Linked DNA regions of Mus musculus: all the other regions are linked to region 1. The links are chromatin loops, found by intact Hi-C in ENCODE. Cell type or tissue: gastrocnemius. All regions are shown on one strand.

Region 1 (8,000 bases):
AACTTAGCATAATGAAATATAGCACAGTATGTGGGGATATACATGGGTGCAGCCACATACACCTTTTTAATATTTAAAAATTTGCCAATTAAGTATTCATGGTATTCAATAATAGCTTTATCCTGTAGACTGTAAGATGATTTCAGTAAACTGAGTAATACTTTATAAAAACTTCTTCCTGTTTTCTGGAGACAGGTTTCTCTGTGTTGCCTTGCCTGTCCTGGAACTTACTGTGTAGACCAGGCTGCGCTCATACTGGAGATCTGCCTGCCACTGCCTCCCAAGCACTGGGATTAAAAGTGTGTCACACCACCACCCAACTGTAAGCTTATTAAATCATTTATTTGCTAGTACAAGTTGGACCATTATCATTTTTAGTTGTAATGAGTCATAGAAGGAAAACGTACAATTCCCTATATGACATATTGATATCTTTATAGGAGCCCACCAATATGCGTAGATAAAGGCATTGTGTATGGCTTTAGTAATTTTTTAAAATTATTTTCTTTTTATTTATGAATACACTGTACCAGAAGAGGGCATCAGATTCTATTACATATGGCTGTGAGCCACCATGTGGTTGCTGGTGATTGAACTCAGGACCTCTGGAAGAGTAGTCAGTGCCCTTAACCACTGAGCCATTTCTCCAGCCCAACTTTAGTAAATCTTAATTCAAATTTCTATATACCTGATAATAGAAAAAAATCCTGGACATAGACAGCCATAGATAGTTTCAGATGTCAAGCTAATATCCATTTATTACTAATTATGCACTAGAAGCTTGGACTAAAATAATGCCGGTACACTATACAGCAGAGTGGCTGTAACAAAGAGGCTTTGCTGAAGTCTACTGATCACCTCCCTCACCAGAATCTGATCATCTATCAGGCAGATGAAGGGCCAGGACGAAAGTGAAAAACATAAAGCATTAACAATGGTCATTCATTTTTAAAGATTTAAACTTCTGGCTTTATTAAATTAAGATCTGGGATTTTTACTGGGCAGTGGTGGTGAATGCATTTAATTCCAGCATTTGGGAGGTATATGTACAGGGATCTCTGAGTTCGAGGCCAGCCTGGTCTACAAAGTGAACTCCAGGACAGCTCAGGCTACACAGAGAAACCCTGTCTTCAATTCCCCTGCCCCTAAACTCGAGAGTTTCAAAATTAAGGACATTTTAATTTTGAGCTCAAAAAGATCTTTTTACTAGGTGACAGGTTTTTTAGAAGTACCTGAGAAATAATCATAGGTCCTTAAGGAGAAAATGATTGAGCTTTCTATGCAAGCATTAAAGTATATATCCAGATGATAGGGTAAATGAAATAAAAGTGTAAAAAATGTCAAGGCCTAACAGTTTCATGGAGGAAGAATTTGTTGGAAAGCTTACATGGTTGGTGTAACAGATTTTAGCCTGTACTAAAAAGTTATTTTAGGAGAAAATGTTCAAATAATAAAATTTCTACTGAATGCTTACCCCCTTTGGCCTCCAAAGGAATTTGAGAAATGTATTACTTTTAGATTTTAATTTACTCTTTTTTAAAATTTTCATCTTAAGCCTATTTACATTTTTATCATTAAAGATTTTATTTCCTAAAAATATGAATTTTAAAAATAAAATCTTAGTAATAAATATAAAATTTCTCATTTTGTTAAGGCTGGTGCTGTTCAACTGACAAAGCTATAGTTAGTTTGCATTAACCATAAACAGTTAAAATGTCACATGAAACATTATTTCTGAGGATTTTTGAGGACCATCTCTTAACTGTCCCTGACTTCGTTTCTTGCTTTTAATTAAGCTCATGATTGTAGAAGTCAAAGTAAAACAGCTATATTTTGATGGCTGTAAGCATAGTTCTGAGCACAGTGAAACGTTTGAGCATTTGTAAGGTCTCTTACCTTGCATGCCTTAACTATCTTTAACAGTCTACAACAAGTCACAAATTTAAACACAATCAATCTTTGAAGAAAAATTTCCAGATGGCAATTATCACAATAAAGCTTTGGGTTCTACTGACTCAAGAGCATTGCTCAGGATTTGGGGGGTTCAAGTGAAGACTGGCTCCATCAAATAGCATTAGGTATTAGGTAGTAACACTTTCATTCACAGCCTTCTGGATAGAAAACAGGCAACATGCATATTCCTCCCACTGAAGAGGAAAGCCTGCTTGTTTAACAATCCTGGTTTCTGCAGACTGCACTCTACAACTGTTTGGAGTGGCACACTCAAAGCTTTAAATCCAGGACTCAGAGGCAGAAGTAGACTGATCTCCGTGAGTTTAAGACCAACTTGGTCTACAAAAAAAAAAAAAAAGTCCCAGGATAGTCACAGCTCCTACAGCATCCTGTATGCACATAGGAAATCCTACCCTTGAGCCCGATACACAGATCAGAAGAGGTTGACAATACCCTGGAACTGGAATTACAGGAGGCTGTGGAAGCCTAATTAATATGGGTCTGGGAACCAACACCAGGTCCTCTGCAAGAACTGAAAGCCATCTCTCATGCCTCGAGCTGTTTGGTTTTGTTTTGGTTTTTGTAGTGTTTTTTGGCATGCAGTCTCTTGCTAACCTGAAACTCCCAAATCAAGCTAAACTGTCGAGAGGGCCCAGGATCAACCTGTCTCTGTCTTCCACCATTAATACCATAAACACATGCCACCACACCCAGATTTACTTTTTTTTTTTTTTAATTTTTTAATTTTTGAGGCAGAGTTTCACTATGTAGCCTTTGCTACAAGTGCTGGGACTAAAGGTATGGACTACCATGCCCAGTCCTACATCCAGATTTTTTTTAAATTTGGGTGCAAACTTAAGTCTTCATACTTCATTGATAGGTACTTGACAGTCCCTGAAATGTTTACTGCTGAGAATAGAGCGCTCAGAGCTGAGCAGTGTCAGATGTGTCATTCTAGCACGTGGGAGGTGAAGACAGGAATTTCAGGCATTTAAGGTCAGCATGGATTATATAAGAACACTTCAAATAACAAAATCATAAAGTGTCCCCAGGGGGAAAGGCACTTGTCACCACATCTGATGACCTAAGTTTGACTCTGGAACTTGGTCTGGAGCTCATATGACTGAAGGAGAGAAAGAACCCACTTCTACTCTTGTACATTGTTCTGTGACCTCCTCACCTACATGGTGGCATACATACGCACATCAATCCATATAATAAAAAATAAACATGAGCTAGAGATGGCTCAATGGTTCAGAGCACTTGGTGCTCTTTCAGTGACCCCATGTTTAGTTTCCAGAAACTACAACTAAAATCAACTCCATATTTAGGGGATCTGACCCCTCTTATACCTACCACAGCACAGATAAACATGTGGTGCATACATGTGTGTGTATGTATGTATGTACACATGTATGTATATGTGTACGTGTACATACATATACACACAAATATACATTAAAAAGAGAAGACCTGTTCAGTTCCAATGACTAAGAGATGTGTGCTGTATGCCGTCCTCTTTGCCTTTGAGAACCTTAGACCACAAAGCTAAGAACAGGGAACTAACACTAACTTGCCACTCACATCATAATTAAAGAATACAATCACATTCATTAGGTGTTTTCTACAGCTTTTTTACAACAACAAGAGTACTATGACAGAGGCTGTAGACCCCCACAGTCTAGACCATTTGTCATTGAGTGCTTTATAGAAAGTCTGCCAATGTCCCCACTTGATATAGCTAATTAGGGATAAGACATGTGAAACCAATTAAAATCTGTGGAAATGAGAGGACATATTATCCCAATGTCCTCAGTGAGTTAGTATAAGGACACAGAAGGCAGCAGGGCAAAAAGACAGAATAGGACTAATGTCTAGGAAGCACCCTTCCCTCAGTTTTTTCCTAAGTTCAGCAATAGCATATTACATATCCCGGCATCCTACCTGTCCAGTGCTGGCTGGAGGTTGCACTTGTGTTATCGGATACTGTGTTGGCACAGGTGGGACCCCAGTAGGTAATGCTGGCAAGACTCCAGGTGCCAATGAAACAGCTGGTGGCACTATGCTTGGTACTCCGTAGGGAGGCTGAACTGGCTGCTGAGGAGGGGGAACAACAGGGTAACCAGACTGATAGCCATTGGATGGATAATATGGTGGTTGAGGAGGGATACTACTTATAGCAGAGGGTTGTGTATAGCCTGAGGGGGGAAGAAAAAAAGCGTTTAATCAGCTGCAGCAGAATGAAACATTTTACCTGATTATTAAACAACACCTAGGAAGATAAACACCACGGTTAAGAATGGCTTTCCTAATTACCCTAAGCTGAAAGGACCACCACCAGTTCCCTGGCACAAGTAGTCTAGCCTCACTGATCACACTTAACCGTAATTATCAGTACCTTAATTATCAGTAACGTAATTATCAGTATCAACATTTCAAGCCATACACACCTGGTAATGGTACAGCAGTATTAATTTGATTCACAAATCTAGAATACTCAGCATGAACCTAGAAAAATGGGCAAAACACAGTTAATAAAGACCAGTCCCAAGTGACAGATTTCTGCTGATACCCTGATTCAATGAGTTAAAGGGACTACTAAGCTGTATGTAAATTCTACACATCAGCAGGAAGCACAATTCTAAACAACCAAACTACTCAATCTGGAGCACAAAGTCATTCCAAGACCCACAGCCCAACATTAAGACGAGGCTGGGGAATCCTGTGGAAAAGGGGAAGGACTGGAAGGAGGCAAGGGGCCAAAGAGACTACAAGGAAACCTACAGGATGCATCACAGAGACTGAACTGCCAACTAGAGCACATGGATGGATGGATATGTGTATCACTTGTTCAGCTGGGTCCTCATGTAGGAAAAGCAGTCTGTCTCCGACTACACTACTTGCCTTTAGACCCTTTTCCCCTATCTGGGCTCCACTGTCTGCCTCAGTAGTAGATGCCCCTAGTGTTCCTGAAACTTGGTATTCCAAGGCTGGCTGATATCCATGGGAAGGGAGGGGAGGGGAGGGGAGAAGCTTTGATCAGAATATACATAATTTAGTAATAATAATAGAAAATATACTAAAGGTTGCCTATAGCCAATCTTAGAGAGGCATTTTCTCAACTGAGGCTTGCTCTCTCTGATGACCCTAGATTATGTCAAGTTCATATGCAATTAGCCACAGTCAGCATTACTGCATGTAATGTTGATCTACTCTCTCACATCATGTGTTGCAGAGAGCTCACTGAAGCTAATACAATTATAACATATCTTTTTGTTTTGTTTTGCTTTGTTTTGTTTTTGAGACAAGCTTTCTCTGTGTAGCCTTGGCTGTCCTGGAACTCATTCTGTAGACCAGGCTGGCTTCGAACTCAGAGATCCGACTGCCTCTGCCTCCGGAGTGCTGTGATTAAAGGCGTGTACCACCATTGCCCAGCCTATATCTTAATTTACTTTTTAAAGGCCATGTCAAAGTCCAGTCCAGTTATAGGTCACTGCTAGATTACACGGCTGTATACCTAGACCCTGGTTTCAACCCCAGCAAACTCACTGTTTGTAAGAGATTCTCGCAGAGCTTCTTGGCAGCAGCCAGGCCTTCAGGTTTGGGATGACTACAAATAAGAATAAACCACAAAATCAAAAGAGCAAAGTCAGAGTCTTATTTTATGCTAATGTACACACTTACTTTGGTATATTCATTACAGTTCAAATCTAGCACTCTGAAATCATTTAAATGGGAACATAAGATAGGCCAGCTTTGTTTTTGTGGCTGAGACAGGGTATCAATCACTATGTAGCTCTGGCTATCCTAGAAATGTGTAAATTAGGCTGGCCTCAAACACAAAGATCCACCTGCCTGTCTCCCCATTTGCTAGGATAAAAGGGATTTGTCATTCCCTACCCAATCCCCACTAGCAACATAAGTCTTTTAGGTTAAAACTAATATACCACTGCTACAAATATTTCATAGCACCAATTCTCTGGATAATGCTTCTTTTGACATAAAGAGACAATGGGAGTACTGGAGAAATGGTTCAGCAATTAAGAGCAGTTATTGCTCTTCCAGGGGAAGATTTGATTCCCACCACCTAGATGGTACCTTAAAACCACCCCTAACTCCAGTCACAGGTGACTCAGTGTCCTCTTCTGGCCGCTTCCTACACACAGTATACACACACAGTTTACATACATATGTGGTGGCAAACATTTAAACACATACAAATAAAACAAAGAGAGGAGGAAGTAGAGAGAAACTAATGCTGGTGCCACTTGTAATCTCAGCACATGGGGGTAGAGACAAGAAGATCAGAAATTCAAGGTCACCCTGGACTACACAATGAATTCAAGATCACTATAGTCTATAAGAGACCCTGTCCAAAAACTCAAACAAAATACCATAAGCCAGGTGTGGTGATAGATGCCTTTAGCCTAGCACTCAGGAGACAGATGCAGGTGGATCTCTGAATTTGAGGCCAGCCAGAGAGCCTGTCTTGAAAATACTATTCCCCCACCCCCACCCCCTTCATCCCCAGCAAACACAGCAACATCAGGTTTAAATCAGTGTCATAGGCATGGTCTGAGGGGTAGAACAGCAAGAGTGCTTGCCTCACTTATGGAATCCCTAGATTCAAACCTCAGGACCACACTTAATAATCATAGACTAAAACAACCTAAAGACTTGAATGCTAAAGCCACAACTAGCTCTTCTAATGCAGCCTTTAAAATTTCATTGTTAAAATGCTTTCCCCTTATTTGTACTTTATGTACATAGGTATTTTGCCACTGTGTATTAAATGGGCCCAAGGGGGAAAAAGTGGATGTTGGATGGCCTGGGTCTGGAGTTACAGACTGGTTTAATGCCATTTGAGTGTTGGAAATACAACTCATGTCCTCTGAAATAATAGCAAATGCTCACTGCTGGGAAACCATCTCCCCAGCTCCTATAACTCATATTACCCTCCCTATGTTTCTTAATTCCTCATGTAGGTTTTAGGTTGTTTTTTTTTTTCAGGTAGTCTCAAGAGACCTATGCAGGCCTCATAATCATTATGAACACAAGGACAACTGTAGTGACAACTCTGGAATTATGGGCTCTTTAAAAAACACAGAAATATTATAAAAATGTGTTTTGGTTTAATCCCAGGTGTGGGGATACAGGGCTTCTTCGGACAGTCTGAAGCAACTGACTGACTTGCCTCGTGCTCTAGCAGAGGCTTGGTTTTGCCAGTTGTCGACATTTTCTGTGACTGTGAGATTTAGAACTCTGAGAACTTTTCAGAGGGTAAATAAATTCGAGAGCCCTGACAGGCAGGGGGCGGTGGTTGTTGGTCCTTTAGGAAGAGGTTGATTAGTGTGCTACTAGTGTGCCAAAGAAACAAAAGGAAAGACTTTAGATTTAGAGAACTCTTCTCTCTCCCTGTGTTTCTCTCCTATCTACTGTTAGGCGATATAAGGGGGGGGGGGAGATAAAGAGTAGAAATAAGAAAAACCCACAAGGTAGCGAAATCCAGCTATAAATGACCTTGGAACCCTGATTCTCCAGTCCCACATTTGCATGCAAGGATCACAGGCTAAGCACATCAGGTTTCACATTATTAACATATTTTCTCACTTTTTTTTCAATGAACTATTCCAGCCTATAATTACTAAGACAGATTTCAATGTCCTCTGCTTTTAGCCATACCTGATATAAATATACATGGGTTCAAAAGCCTCTCGGCCTGACGCTGGCTCAATGCAGCCTGAGCCTTTCCCTCGTAGAAAGACTTTGGCACCAGTTTCAATTTGAATGTGTTGCAAATAAGAGCAGCCTGGACCTTCTACTTTCTCTTTAACATTAAAAGTGGGCACCGCATGTTCTAGACCCACAAATAGTTTATCTTGAACATAATGCATCTGTAAGGGAACAGAGTATTTTGATTAGTAAGAGAAAAACAATGTGAAATAATCTTGTAAAAAAATTATTCTACAAAGTAGCAAAACCCTCTACACACTTAGGACACTTCCACATGGATCCTTGAAAATTTCTACCATAATCTCCAAGATTTG
Region 2 (8,000 bases), 370 kb before region 1:
GGATCAAAGGACAACTATTTTTAATTCTACACTGAGAATTATAGATGATCTCTTTATTTTTTTGTACTTTCTGTGTCTTTTAACTAGGTTTATCAGTATATATATATTTTTTATCTTGCCTTTGAGACAGGTCTTACTATGTAGCTATGGCTGGCCTGGAACTCACTAAGTAGACCAGGCTAACCTCAAATTCAGAGATCTACCCTTCTCTGCCTCCAGATGGGATTAATGATATTGTGCCACTATACCTGGCCAACTAGGTTTAACGCTACTATAAGGACTTTGGGTACAGCTCAGTTCTAGGTTACTCGACCTACATACTTGAAGCTTTGGATCAATCAGCATCCCAGCAAACAGAAAGTAAGTAACAGGAAACTAGTGTAAGTCAGGCAGAGGAGCTGATGCCTCTCATTCCAGAACTTGGGAGGTTGGGGCAGGAGGACACCTGGGAGTTTGAGGCCTGGCCTGAGCTAAAGTCTGAAATACCAAAACCCAGTAATAACAAGATACAACCAACAACAATAACACCTTCTCCCTCCTCCCAAACGAAAGCTATCAAATCAAAGGAAGGGACTCATAAGGCCCAACCATTACTGAAGAGCTACTGACAATGGTTGCTAGAAGTGGGGTAGAGTCATGTGCTCAGGGTTATAGCCTACAGTAACCTTCCCTTGCCGAAGTAAACAACAGATCCTTCCACAAGCCCAGGCAGGCAATCCTAAGCATGCAAAGTGCACACACGCACGCGCGCGCGCGCGCACACACACACACACAAGCACGCACACGAAATGGGGGGGGGTGGGGGGACGGGATGCGGGAGGAGTTTGAGCCCTTTTCCTTACCCTGACGAAGCAGCAAGTCATCTCGGAGTAAACAGATGAAGTAGACACAGCCGGGCTGGGCATAGTGGGGCCTAGGGATCATGGGTACCTCCTGATAAGAGCAGAAAGTCAATGGGGAAAGTATTACATTTGGCCTAATGATCTCAATCCAAGAGAGGAAAAGAATTAAAATTTCCGATCCAATACTTTAAAAAGTCATTTTTTATACCATACATGTATAAAAAAGATGGAAACCTCTAGTCTTTAAATGCAGAGAAATTAAAGTAGATGACAAGGCTGACAAGTCCAGTGTCTGAGACGATGCTCTATGATGCATTAGTTCTGAGACTGTTGTGAAATCTCAGCAGCATCTGAAAATGTGTGCAATGGGGACTTCTCATGACAGTTTTGTCTGGAGCCCACCTGGAACAGGTGTGTACTGTTCAAGGCCAGGGAAGCCAAACTCTAAAGTGCATCCCTCACAGTAAATTTTCCAGTGTAATATGACAACATCACTATGGTTAAGAAATGCTGCCTAAGACAGGTTTCTGAGTTTGAGGCCAGCCTGGTCTACAGAGTGTGCTTCAGGACAGCCAGGGCTACACAGAGAAACCCTGTCTCGAAAAACCAAAAAAAGGATGGGTACTGGTGGCGCACACCTTTAATCCCAGCACTCGGGAGGCAGAGGCAGGCAGATTTCTGAGTTTGAGGCCAGCCTGGTCTACAGAGTAAGTTCCAGAATAGCCAGGGCCACACAGAGAAACCCTGTTTTGAAAAAACAACAACAACAAAAAAAAACCAAAAAAAAAAAAAACCAAAAAAGAAAACAAAACAAAATGAACAAACAAACAAAAAAACCCCCCAAAAACAAACAAAACCTCCCCCCACCAAAACAAAAAAAAGAAATGTTGCCTAAATCCTTTATGTTATGGGGGTGACTTAATCAAGATCATACATACACACTTACTGTTTCTGTACATGCATGTGTGTGAGGGCACTTGCTTGGCATGGCACACGCGTGGAGTCAGAGGACAATAGCAGTTCTCTCTTTCTACCTTGTGGATCTGGGATTGGACTCAAGTTGAGAGGCTTAGTAGCAAGAGCTTTTAACCACAGAGCCAATCTAGCAGCCTAAGATCATATACACAAATACAGCAGGACCTCGCTAAGAACCCACCCAACTTGGTCAAGTCACTGACTCTTACTTCAGTAAGTAAGACTGAGGGCAAAGGTTGTTGTTTTTTCTTTTCTTTTTCTTTTCTCTTCTTCCTTCCTTTCAAAGATTTATTTATTTATTATATGTAAGTACACTGTAGCTGTCTTCAGATACACTAGAAGAGGGTGTCAGATCTCATTAAAGATAGTTGTGAGCCACCATGTAGATGCTGGGATTTGAACTCAGGACCTTTGGAAGAGCAGTCAGTGCTCTTAACCGCTGAGCCATCTCTCTAGCCCACAAGGGTTGTTTTCAACAAAACACTACCTGATAGAAATGGCACTTAGAACTCTATCTCTACCACTGAGAGGTTAAGGAAAGAAGATGGTGAATTTGGAGCTAGTCTGGGCTACACTGTGAGCTTCTACTTCAAAAATAGAATAAAACAAAATGAATCTCAATTTTATATAGTAACCACCTCCACCTTCTACCCCTCCACCCTCCAGATGGTTTCTCTGTGTAGTAGGCCCTGCTATCTTGGAACTAGCTCTGAAGACCAGGCTAGCCTTCACCTCAGGGATCAGCCTGCCTGTCTTCAGAGTGCTGAGATTAAGGTATGTGCCACTACTGCCTGGCTCTATACAGTACTATTTCTTTCATGGATCTGAAGTATTTTATTTCTTAACTATGGTTCAGCTTACCCTGTCCACAGGCCGAGGGTCACACTGCTCACAAAGGTAGTGCTCCACATCCGTGTTCACACCCATGCAGTCGCAGTGCTGCCACACCTATGAGACAGGCACACTTGACAAGGCACTTACACTTAGACAAGTCCTGAGAACTAATAATACTGGTGATATCAATAAAGCAGCAGACAGGGCAAGGTAAAAGAGGAATTATACCAGAAGGTTATGACTGAATTAGAAATAAATGAGAAAAATAAGAGGAAAACACAATGTTTGAATATAATTATAAAAATCAATTTTAATATATAGATCTGGACAAACAAAATGGGAGGTGAGGAGGAAAAATGAAGATGAATATACTACTAAATTATCACTTGTGATGTAACACTATTTATGCTGCAGCCACTGGGACTGTCTTTATTCCCGTAAAGATTGCCTCTTGGGTTTACTTGGCGTTATCCTCTCAATAACCAGACATACTGTTCACAGCTCCATTATCATACCAAACAACAAGCGTACAGGAATGGAGGACACTACACACTGAGTTCAGGCCGAGTCTTGCAGTAGGAGCCCTCTGTGGACAAACTTATATGCACTGAACCTGCCTGCTTCCATGCGTTACACCGTGTGCCACTTCATGACTTCAAGGGAAAGCACAAGGTCAAATGCTACCCTTCTATGTGCAGCTTTTGTGAGAAACGTAGTTAAAGTGGGCAGAAGGAAGAGGAAAGGAAGTTGTTGCAAATGGAAGATAAAGGAGGAGGAAGGCAGTATGGTGAACAGTAGAGGACAAACAGACGCTGGCCTAAGCCCCTGCGCCGCGCCCTGGCACTCACCATGCACTTGTCACACTGGATCATGAGGCCTTCATCTTTATAGAGGCCGCAGATGCAGCGGATAACATCATCATCCTTCTCGTGCCCGCTCTCCTTCTCGGAGACTGAGGTCTCGCTGCTGTCGGCCTCACTGGCCGTTTCTCCCACAATCTCATCGATCTGAGCCGAAGCTTCATGCCGGGCGCTGTAATAGGCCTTTCGTAAGCGGCAAACATCTCTCCCAATTGGGGATTTACGCCCATAGTACTTCTGAAGAAAACAAAAGAAATCATTTTTGCTTTTCTCCTTTTGGTTTAAAAATAAACCTGCAGAGGCAGCATGATTTTCTTTATTATTCCATTTTGGCTAACAAATTGAACTATAATGAATTAAAATTAGAATTTATATGTTTCGTTTTTCTCTATTGCTTTGTTATTGATATTCTGTCAAGAGCCTTACTATCCCATAAGATCAAATACACAGTGATCATTAAATTTTAATTAATGTTGCAAGCATAATGTGTTGTAGAAATTTTCCATTTACCTTTGTCTTGCAAATGCTTGGAGCACATAGTAAATGTCTGTGGGAGCTGGGTTAACAGAAACTATGCTGTAATTCAAGATCGCCACTCAGTAATCTCTTACCTCTTTAAGACCCTTTCTTATTCTGTCTTTCAGCCTCTCTTTACACCAGAGCATTTCCTTTCCTGGTTACTACACAGTAATACTCTAGGCTTGTTTTTGGAGGCAGGGTCTTCTTATACAGTCTGGTATGGGCTAAAACTTGACCTTACCTTCTTGCTTCAGGCTTAAGTGATTTCAGGAATGACTCACTAAGCTTGGCTTCATATATACTTATTTTCATGAACAAAGCAATGCCAGACACACAATACATTGGTAAAATATTTACATAATATAAAAGTTCAGGGCAAAATTAGGGGTTTACAAAGATTATACTGTTTCTGAGAAATGACTCAATCATCCACTGCAGAATGTTTTGTGCTGGTGCATGGACTGAGATTAAAGATGTGTGACTCTACATCCGGCCTTACCTGGTAATTTCATACATGTTTTGAGATAACTTACGTCATCATGCTTGTACAATACTGAGTACTTTTACTGACTGAACGAATTTTTGATTAAAAAATTATTATTGCCATGTGGGCATATACATGCCATGGCATGCATACAGAGGTCAGATAATGACCTAGCAGAGTAAAATCCCCTCTTCCAACATTATTACACTGTGAGCTCTGGGAATAAATTCAGGTTGCTAGAATTGCATAGTAAGAACTTTTACCTGAAGAGCTATCTTGCTAACCGAGAAACCACCTGCCACTCGTCCAAGATGGGTTCAATGGAAGGAACTCTATGTAGACCAGGCTGCCTTTGAACTCATCCTATCTACATCTGTCTCCCAAGTGCTGAAATTAAAGATATATACCACTATACTTGGTCAGAATAATTTTATTTATTTATTTATTTATTTATTTATTTATTTTTGGTTTTTTGAGATAGGGTTTCTCTGTGTAGCTCTGGCTGTCCTGGAACTCACTCTGTAGACCAGGCTGGCCTCAAACTCAGAAATTCGCCTGTCTCTGCCTCCCAAGTGCTGAGATTAAAGGCGTGTACCACCATGCCTGACTTTTTTTCCCCCCAGAATATTTTTGATTATATACACTGATAGAAAAAATAAAATTACTGTCAGGCTGATGAGATGGCTCACCAAGTAAAGGTACTTGCTGCTAATTCTGACAACCTGACTTTGACCCTAGGGACCCATAAGCCAGGAGGACAGAACTTAGGCCTTCACATGCATGTTATGACATGTATATATATATATATACATACAACATTGCTACGGATGTGCTCTAATTTAGCTTTGAATTAATCCAGCCCCCAAAATCGGGAATCTGTGTGTCTAAACACCAAAGGTCCTTGTCTCCAATTGGTTTATCATCAATCAATAAAGAGCCAATGGCCAATGGTTGGGCAGGTAGACTGAGGCAGGACCTTTGGATTTGTGTGGCCTAGGAACTAGAAGTGAGGAAGGTCAATTGCTATGACTGGGGGAGAAGGAGGAGCTGCAGGAGCCAACCAGCCATGTGAGAATTCTGGTAAGTAGTCACTGGCCACTTCTGTGACTGGGCCTAAGGTAGCAGGGGAAGGTTCAGGAGTCTCAGAAATACCGGAGGGGAGCATTTGCATTTGCTGGCCGAAGGTTTAAGAGTGCCCAGCATTTGAGGTAGTCACAGTAAGTCAAATTTAATTGATGTGTGGTTGTGTGTGTGTGTGCGTGTGTGTGTTTCATTCTCGAATCCAGAGGGCTCTGGCAGGTGGCTGGGAGTGTGACCCGCTGGGAGCACAAAGTGGTGTAGCTAAACTCAACACTACACAACGTACACAATTAAACCAAATAAACAAATGTAGTAATGAAAAGAAAATTACTGCCTTTCCCAAGAGTAGATAAAATAAATCTCATCCGAGCAGATTTCTTACATTTGTATATTAAGTGAGTAAATACCTCAGCATTCCGAAAGACCTTAAGCATGTCAGCATCGAAAGCCTCCACTGTTTTGTAATACCCAATGAGGATCTGCTTCTCTATGGTGCTGAGATCCAGGGGGTCAGAGATCTTCTCATAATAGTCAGCATTTCTGGAACACAGAGCAAGCCGTTAGTTGGTGCACTGGCTTCTTTTCTGAGCTCTACAAGGCTGTCAGAAAAGTACACGTACTTTTTCTTTGGGGGAAGATTCAAAAGTGGAGCTGCAAGGGTTTGCTGGGAAGAATCTGCAGAAGAACACAAGGTTTAGTACACGTGTTTAAAAGACAAGGGGGAACCTCAGTCTCAATGTCTGTCTGTCTGTCTCTCTCCCTCTCTCTCTCTCTTGCTATCACTTGAGATGGAGGGTGTGCTCTGTAGTTTAGCTGCTCTACAGCACATGGTGAAAAGGGTACCTGGACTTACTGTCTACCAGCACAGCTTGCTTGCATTCTTTTATTAAACTTTTATTTTTCTTGGCTAACCGTGATGGTCCCTGCCTGTAATCCCAGAACTCCAGAGGCTGACGATGTTGACAGTTTGGCTGGCTTACACTGTTTCAAAGAAGAAAAAAAAAATCCTTTTTTAAAGGGGTGCTGGGGATAGAACTGAGAGCCTGTACATGCAGTGGGCGGCTCCAGCCTATGAACACCCTCTCTTTTCTTTGTGGAGATACTAATTATTTTTATGTAAATGAGTGTTTGCCTAGCTTCATGTCCGCACATATATGCGGTGCTCCACATGTGTGATGCAATGCCATGTGGGTGCTGGGAATTGAACCTGAGTCTTGTCAAAGACAGCCAGTGTTCTGCACCATTCAGTCACCTCCCCAGCAGCACAGTGTACTTGAAAAATAACATTTTATGTGTATGGGTGTTTTAGCTGTATGTACGTTTGTGTACCACACGTGTGCATGGTGCCTCTAGAGACCAGAGAGGACCAGATAACTGAATGCCAATCACTGGCAGCTGTGAGCCATCATACAGGCTGGGGATTCAACCTGTATTCTCTATAGGAACACACAGTACTCTTAATAATACTAAGCCATTGTTCTAGATCCTAAAGGTCTTTGAACTAAAAAAACTAGAAAACTCCACACTGAAACTTGGAGTGGGGAAAAGTAACTATTCTGAGGCTTGACAGTCAAAAACCTAACCCCCAATAACAAACAATAATTTAAAAATTGAGGATTATGACGGATATAGTGCATATTTAAAATATAACACAGTGATAGTAAATAAAAATAGTTTCTCATGAAGAATGTGAGCTGTAACTATTGAAATAGCTAGGGTATTTAGGGAACATTCTTGCTTCTGCTCATATGCCTGCTAGCTTTAAAGGACTATGCAAGCAAAGAGAAATTTGAGTTTCTCATTCTTGTACTAATCCTGTTATAGGGTGACAAATCTTCTTTAATTTGTATGTACTGGTGTTTTGCTTTCATATTTATCTGTGTGAGGTTGCAGATCCCATGCAACTGGAATTACAGACAGTGCTATGTGGGTGGTGGGAATTGAACCTGGTTCCTCTGAAGAACAGACAGTGAGTGCTCTTAACCAATGAGCCATCTCTCCAGCATTTCTTTATTTTAAATATTTATTTGTTTTGATGGGCATGAAAGTGCACCACCTACGTGCACTGGGATGATAAATCTTTTTACAACAAAAAGATTTCCACATCCACAGCCTCTCATAATTGTTTGTAATTGATATTTCTGTTGGTGTGGATTTGACTGAATTCCAAATAAGAAGTAATTTAGTAAATATTTTCTAGAATTTAATTTTTTTCATTCAGTTATGTTGATACACATAGCATTCAGTGAGGGACTTTTCTCATTTGCGATCTCATTTCTGATGGTGTCCTGTGCAGTGACGGAAAGCAGTGACCTGAGAGTAGCTCCCTCCATGTGAGTCAGACCAACTGGGCGTGGGAGAAAGGGAAGCTCCACCTTCCAGAGACACACTGAGACCCTGTCACTA
Region 3 (8,000 bases), 330 kb before region 1:
TGCTTCTGATGATATTCTTACCCTGTCACAGCATCAGTGACCACTGACCATGTGTATGCTTACACATGCTAATAGTTTCTTAGCATAGCTTTCCTTGGATAGAGTGCCTTTCCTTTGGACTGTCCCTATCAAATGTTGAAAGCTAGGAAGGCACTTAACACCTTGCTTGTTAACCATGTGATGGTGGCACCTTTTATCCCTGAACTTGGGAGGTAGAGTCAGGCAGATCTCACAAGTTTCAGGCCAGCCTAGTCTACAAAGAAAGTTCCAGCACAACCAGGGCTGCCACACAGAGCAATCATGTCTCAAGAAAGTAAACAAAAATCAACTAACAAAATAAACAGAAAATATTTTGCATATTAGTAGGTTACAACATCTCATATCATCCTCGGAAACTTCCCCCAGGGGAAGGTAGCACAAAATTGACCATTCCTACGTCTCTTCAATAGTAAGAAGATTTTAAATTTAGGTACACAAGATTCTTTCTGACACTGTTTTCAGTCTGCTAGTATCAGTGTACTCTATGGAGAGGAGGGAAAGGTCATATTGAACACATACACAGTCCTCAGAATGTAGCTTTAGAGAAGTCAGTTACAGTACCTATTTAGGCAGTCATCCCCACAGCCCTTCCTGGTGTCGTCATCTGGCTTCTTACAATTACAGGTGGTAGCCTCATAACCAGAAAGTGGTTTGACATCAACATAGACATCTTAGAAGATAGAAAATAAAAGTTTTTGAACATACAGAATTAGCTTTCAAGTGTCAAGACAGGAGGAACATTGATGTTTTGAAGGTGGAAAAAACATCTAAGTTACTCACTTGAACGGATTTTTTTATACAGGGGGACATCTGGCTTTTTGTATAGCTAGAAGAAAAAAAATATTGATAAAGCATTTTGCTTCAAATGACAGTGTGGCATCAATTCCTAGAAATACAGGAAATGTCTTCTGTTCATACAACAATATCTGCAGGCTGCTGGGTATAATGGCCCCCTCTATAACCCTTGGGTAGGAGGTCACTGTGAGCTTAATGTAAGCCACACAGTAAATACTTCTGAGATTTTCTGACCTGACTATGACTGAGGAAAATACAGAGTGATCTTTTTTATTTCATCCTCATAAATAAAGGGTGACAGAGAATTAGAATTAATAAGTACTAACTGGTTTACAAAAAGTGACATAATCTTTTGAGCCACCATCTCCAGCCTTGGATTACCTGACGTTTTGTATGTAAACTTTTGGCTCTTATGTGTCCCTTCCCGAGTGATGGGATTACAGGTGTGTTTAAGAACATCTGACTTACAGCAATGCACTTTCAATTTTTTTCTTTTGTTGCTGGATAACAATCTAAAAAAGCACTCTGAAGACCAAAGCTATTATTCACTTGCATAACTTAAGATTCTATTTGCTCCTATGACAAGGGAAGGGGTTGGAAGCACAGGTAACGTAAAGGCAGCATGCATGCTCAAGCCTCAGCATGACCCCTCCCCCAAAGCACAAAACCCTGTAACCCCAAACACATGTAACGTTTGTTTATAAGCAATTGTATGAAGATAGGAAGAGTAAACTGGCCTCTCGGCTGTCACAGTTTCGTGTGCCTGTCTTCCTCACAGTCAGGGATGAATCTCTCCATCTTGATTCTTTTCCAGATTCTTCTCTCTCTCTGTCCCACCCTCTATTTCCTGCCTCAGCTAATGGGCCATCAGCTTTTTATTGACAGGTGACACTTCCATACAGTACACAAGAGATTCTCTCTACATTTGAGACTTGTTGTTGCTTTCTAGTCTAAAAGGAGATACAATAATCCACTCTTTTATATTTCATCTCTATACCCCTTCCCCTCCCCCCGTATTAATACTCTTTAAGAATTCAGAGACCATCAGAGAAGAGGAGGCAGAGGAGACTGAACTGGCTTTGGTTTTCCAGCGTTAACTTTTGTTTGGAGGCTATGTAGCTCTAGTTGGCCTGGAGCTCACAGAAACCTCTGCCTCTGCCTCCTGACTGCATGAGGAGCTGTCACCACTACACCCAAGGATAACTTTGACAGTATTTTAGCTAAGCTGAAAAATCTGCTATTTATTTCATTGGTATGAATACTCCTATCCCCCTATGGTTGTTGTAAAAATAGGGCCTTGAACCTTTAACTAAATTTAAGGCCTGAGGATTCTTTTTTAAGTGTTGTTGGCAGTTCATCTACATTCTCCTAAGACCTGCATGAAATAGAATTCTTTTTCTTTTTGGTGCACAAACACTTTTATTTATTTATTTATTTATTTATTTATTTATTTATTTATTTGCTTATTTATTACATGTAAGTACACTGTAGCTGTCTTCAGACGCACCAGAAGAGGGCATCAGATCTCATTACGGGTGTATGTGAGCCACCATGTGGTTGCTGGGATTTGAACTTCAGACCTTTGGAAGAGCAGTCGGGTGCTCTTACCCACTGAGCCATCTATCTCACCAGCCCCGAAATAGAATTCTTATAGCGCAAACTCTTTGCTACCAAAGCAATAAGAACAAAAGGTTGCCCATTGAAACAGGAACTTACGGTAATTCTGAAGTGTGAATAAAGGCTTTGCACATTAAATATGTACACAAATTCATTTTTCTTAGTCTCTAACCTTTTATAAGGACGGTTCCCAATATATTCTAAGATTTCATCACATGGAACCAGAGGAAACAAACTTTTCCTTCCTATTCCCTAACCCTTATCATTTAAAAAGAAAACCTGGTAAAACCCTTTGTACCTGATTGTGTTTCCACTGCCAGAGAATATCATAGGGAAGCTGGAAGTCAATTCTCTTCTGTCTGAGATACTTTCCTGAAATTAAAAGACACTGTCAATTTCAACAACTACTCTGATACGCAGTCCATACAAAGAGAGCAAATAGTCACACACAAAATATATTTTAAACTTATCACCTCTAAAAAAATCAGATAAATGCTACAAAGGGGCTAAGGGCTGACGAGAAGGTCAGGGGTCAAGAGCTCTTGCTGCTCTTGTGGAGGACAGGGCATCTGTCAGAGGGACCTGATGCCCTCTTCTGACCTCTGCAGGCAGTAGGTACACCAGAATGCACATAAATTCATGTAGGTAATACACTCATACACGGGGCTGGAGAGATGGCTCAGCAGTTAAGAGCACCGACTGCTCTTCCGAAGGTCTTGAGCTTAAATCCCAAGCAACCACATGGTGGCTCACAACCATCTGTAATGAGCTCTGACACCGTCTTCTGGAATGTCTGAAGACAGCTATGATGTACTTACATATAATAAATAAATAAGTCTTTAAAAAAAATACACTCATACACGTAACAACAACAAAAATCTAAAAATACTAAAGGGGGAAGGGTACAGAAACCCAGGCTGGCTCATGGATAAAAAGTTATCTGCTATCAAGCTTGACTAACTGAATTCTATCCCTGGAGCAAACATGCTGGAAGAAAGAAACTGAACTTCTACGATTGCTCTTTTGCTTTCATGCAGCACTGTGAAACATATATTCCCACATACAAAATTAAATAATAAAAAATAAACAAAAGAAAAGGGGCATACTTGAATTTACATAACTGAAGAATACATGTCACCCATGAAATGGCTCAGCAGGTAAAATACCTTGAGCCTGGATCTCAAATTCATGGTGGAAGGAGAAGCAGCTCCTGAACGATGGCCTCTGACATATTATATATATGAAGAAAGGGCTCAGGCTTAAGACTGCATACTAGTCTCTAAAGCTCCTGAACTTGGATCTGAGCACCCATACAATTATATGTAACTCCAGCTTCAGAGAATCTGACATCCCTTTCTGGCTGCTGAACACGTAATATACTCACATATAGACACAAACACCCCACTTTAGTCACAGCACTGAGGAGGCAGAGGCAGGGGCAGGCAGAGCTCCTTGAGTTTGAGGCCAGGCTACTCAAGGTAGGGAAAAAGTATATATAAATAGATTTAAGATGCTAGTAACATTTTCCTGCACCTTGAACTATTATTTTCTTTTTTCACTTCTTTTTTTTCCTTCCTTTCTCTCTCTTTTTTTCTTTTGGAGACAGAGTTCCTCTTGTGTAGTCCTGGCTGTCCTGAAACTCACAGAGATCTTTATGCCTCTACCTCCTGAGTGCTGGGATTAAAGATGTGCACTACCACCACCACCACCCAGCTTCTGCAGACTCTTAATACTGAAAGAAAACAAATGTAATAGTCTAGACTGATCCTTAGAGAAGGGAACTGAGTCTTGTTCCTGTATGTATTCCTGACTGTACAGGAACTTACTATGTAGACCAGGTTGGCTTTGAACCGCATACACTGCTGGGATTAAGGGCAAGAGCCACCATGCGTGGTATTACTCTTTTGTTTGTCTGTTTTTTTTTTTTTTTTTTTTTTTTTTTTTGAGACACAGAGAACAAACTTTTTATGAGAACAGTTTATTCTATTTTTTGCCTGCAATACATGTTTTCTCTAGAAAATACAAAGATTAAACAGAAAGGTTTTGAACTTCTTTAAGAAAAAGTTTTTCCTTATAGGTAAGGATTCATTCACATGTATGCCAATTGACCTTCAAACCAGAACTCTGATCACAGGTCCCATCTAACATTTTCCTAGGATCAAGATACCAGGACTGACTCGAGGCATTCCTAGCAATACTCACATTCCTCTTTGTCTAATGCATGCAATGATGACAACTGAGAAAAAAAAAAAAGGTCTGTGTGACTGTCAGTGCTAAAATTACCTACATGAAAGACCTTTCACCACAACTGAGTATGAACTGAGCCATTAAAAATTAGGAGATGAGGGGCTCAGCAGTCAAGAGCTCTGACTGCGCTCCAATGATTTGCTTCCAAGAATCTAAAGAAATGTACTGGGCTGGAGAGATGGCTCAGCGGTTAAGAGCACTAACTACTCTTCCAGAGGTCCTGAGTTTAATTCCCAGCAACCACATGGTGGCTCACAACCATCCATAATGGGATCTGATGCCCTCTTCTGGCCTGAGGATGTATATGCAGCAGAGCATTCATATTTTAAATAAATCAAGTTAAAAAAAATTAGGCTATGAACTAGATGATGGCTACCTCACCAAGCTTGAGGACTGAATTCTTGCGCTTGCAACAAGTGTTCAACGTTTACGCAGGTGGCAAAGCCTTCAGTAGCCAGAACAGAGTACAATTGCTCTCAGAATGAGATGGAAAGCAGAGCAGTGATGGCTCAGCTGAAATGGAGTCAGACAGTGAAGCCCTAGATGTTCAAGGACTAGAGGTGAGGGGAAGTATCTTAAATTAGCAATGGTTGTGGTACACAAGCCTTTTAATCTCAGCTCTTCGGAGGCAGAGGCAGTCAGATTCCTACTGAATTCCAGGACAACCAGAACTGCAGTGTGAGTCCCTACCTCAAAACAAAGGAAAAACAATGGTCATAGACTATCACTGTTTGGGAGATAAAGATGGCTCAGCAGTTAAGAACACTTATTGTTCTTCCAGAAGATGCAGGTTTGGCTCCAAGCACCATTATCAGGTGTTATAAAATCTTCTATAAGTTTCAGGAGATCTGATAATCTTTGATTTCCACAGGCACCTTATACAAGTGGCTCACATAAACCCACATAGGCATACACAGAATATAAGTAAATAATTAAAAGTAAAAAACGGAGATGTGATTGTCCTCGTGAAGAGCTTGTAGGTCAAATCTTCACTATAGTAAATAAGGATATCGTTCATTTGAAAGGATTACCTATACGTTGCAATAAAAGGTACTGTAGACTTCTTTGCAGGGCCGAATACAGTAGATATTACTACTGTTATAGACTGTAGAGCAGTGGTTCTCACACTTCCTGATGCTGAGACCTGTAATACAGTTTCTCATGTTGTGGTGACCCCAACTATAAAATTGTTTCATTGCTACTTCTTAACTATAATTTTGCTACTATTATGGCTCATAACATAAATATCTGATATGTGGAATATCTGATATGTGACCCTCAAATGAGCTGAGACCCAGAAGTTGCAAACTGCTGCTGTGGAGGGAAAAGGAAAGTAAGGGGAAACTATGAACAGTTAAAGAGCCAGAAATGGCCAACCAATCACTTTTGAAACTCAGTGAAAAACAACAAAACAAAAAATCAAAACCACAAAAACCCTGGTACTTGAGAGGGGCAGCTACTGTGATATCCCCGATGGTGTGGTTCTCAGACATTAGAACTACTATCTGGCTGGACTGTAGACGAGCCCTGGCATGCTGGAGCAGAGTTTACTTATTCAGGTGGGAACTTTGAAGACAGAATACTGAGAGAAAGTTTTAAGTAGAGGCCTAGTTCATAAGGTTTAAGAGTGGATCAAGGAATCCATAAGAAAAGGACCATTTATGTAATGTTCCGTCAAGAATCTGCCTTAATTCTTTCTAATCTGAGAATCTGAAAAAGTTGAGTTAAATAGTAGAATAAACTGCTTGGCAGAGGAAATTTCAAGACAGGAGGGAATTCAGGCTGGTGTTTCTCAAGCAACTACAATTGGTCCAGAGTATGGCACCACTGTGGGAAGCTGTGCAGTTGCACTGGGACAACAGGAGGTGTCCTGAGGGTAAAATGCACCTGCCCAGAGGCTACATCTTGAGAAGATGCGAGCTCATTTGAAGGAAGGCTGCCTACAATGAAACAGACAACTGCTGAAGGAATTCCTTGTCCTCCTCCAAAGCATTGGCCCAGAGCAGGTAAGATGGCTTATATAGGTCTAAGTACTTGTTGTGTAAACTCGATGACCAGAGTTTGATCCCTGGAGCTAATATAAATGTGGAAAGAGATAACCAACTTGACAAAGTTATCCTTTGACCTCCATATACATGCTGTAGGATGAACTTCCTTCACACAAACATACACAGCACACACATGCATGCCCGCACCCACAGGACATATATATGTTGAAATGCAGCAAAAAACTGATGTCTTAGTGGTTGAGACCACTGGCAGAAGACCCTAGTTCGATTCTCAGCAATCACATGGTAGCTCACAATCATCTGTAGCTGCCTTAGTACTAGGGAAATCTGACATCTTCTGGCCTTTATAGGTCATTCACTGAGTGCACAGACAAGTGTAGAAAAAAATTCTCAGACATAATAATAACAACAACAACCAAACTTAAACAAAAAGCAGGTACCTAAGGATGGCACATAAAAGCTGACAAAAGCTGGCACAAGGGGGCCAGGCGAGATGTCAAGTAGCTAGAAGACTTATGCACTGTTGTCAATTTGCTGGTAAGAAAGTAAGAAAGACTTAAGGAGTCATGGAGTTTTCTGTGTGATTTCAGAGAGTAGCTGTGGCCAGGGAATGTGCAGTAGGGTTGGCATTCTTGCAAGGGGGCACTGGAGGGCCAGTGCTTCAAGCTGTGAAGGCAAAGCCTAAATTGAAATGGAGGTTCCAGGAAAATTGGAAATACCTGGACCATGGAATATTCAGTATGCAGAGGAGTGGGCATGGAACGGAGCTAGTCTAGAAAAGAATCCCAATAGGTGCTATAGTAAAGATGAGGAGTTGGCTCTGCCCATGAGCCCCAAATGACAGATAAGGAGTTATAAGACTTAGTTTTTACTCTGCTAGATTTTATTTGCTTGTTTGATTGTTCCTTGTTATGCTTAAATTCTTTCCTCTTAAAACAGGAATGTGCTGTTAATGTTGGAAATATGTAAACTGTTTTTTTTTTTTTAATTCATAGGTAAAGAAACTGACTTTATTCTTTTCTTTTTTGAGATGAAGTTACACTATATAGCACTCGCTGGCTTTGACTTCACAGATACCCACTTGCCTCTTCTTCCCAACAGCTAGAATAAAAGGCATGCGCCATTCCTGACTAGAAACTGACTTTTATTTATTTATTTTTATTTTTTAGGTTTTTTTTTTTTTTCAAGACAGGGTTTCTCTGTATAGCCCTGGCTGTCCTGGAACTCACTCTGTAGACCAGGCTAGCCTCGAACTCAGAAATCTGCCTGCCTCTGCCTCCCAAGTACTGGGAT

Evidence for each region. Peaks named below come from ENCODE experiments on the same cell type or tissue, not always from the same donor. Only the 100,000 strongest peaks of a DNase experiment are listed, where the experiment ranks them.
Region 2: it touches region 1 in a loop (3-fold over the local background); 5 of 42 quality-filtered maps call a loop at or near these places.
Region 3: a loop joins it to region 1, with 2.2 times the contacts of the local background. A loop is called at or near these places in 4 of 42 quality-filtered maps.

Annotation. Positions count from the first base shown.
Region 1 is chr3:88,696,412-88,704,411 of GRCm38, reverse strand. Khdc4 (KH domain containing 4, pre-mRNA splicing factor) reads right to left here. Exons shown (of 14, transcript NM_028814.4): 7 at 7,636-7,847; 8 at 5,503-5,563; 9 at 4,404-4,461; 10 at 3,898-4,151. Among named protein-coding and RNA genes, the nearest start is that of Khdc4, 15 kb to the right of the region's middle. In gastrocnemius, no CTCF peak of the experiment used is centred here; a DNase peak (open chromatin) is centred at 3,986.
Region 2 is chr3:89,061,920-89,069,919 of GRCm38, reverse strand. Ash1l (ASH1 like histone lysine methyltransferase) reads right to left here. Exons shown (of 27, transcript NM_138679.5): 17 at 6,215-6,269; 18 at 6,002-6,134; 19 at 3,500-3,748; 20 at 2,679-2,765; 21 at 843-933. Among named protein-coding and RNA genes, the nearest start is that of Gm24403, 17 kb to the right of the region's middle. In gastrocnemius, no CTCF peak of the experiment used is centred here; no DNase peak of the experiment used is centred here.
Region 3 is chr3:89,028,082-89,036,081 of GRCm38, reverse strand. It overlaps Ash1l (ASH1 like histone lysine methyltransferase), which reads right to left. Exons shown (of 27, transcript NM_138679.5): 7 at 2,750-2,823; 8 at 820-865; 9 at 601-709. Among named protein-coding and RNA genes, the nearest start is that of Gm24403, 17 kb to the left of the region's middle. In gastrocnemius, a CTCF peak has its summit at 4,977 (motif pointing left); no DNase peak of the experiment used is centred here.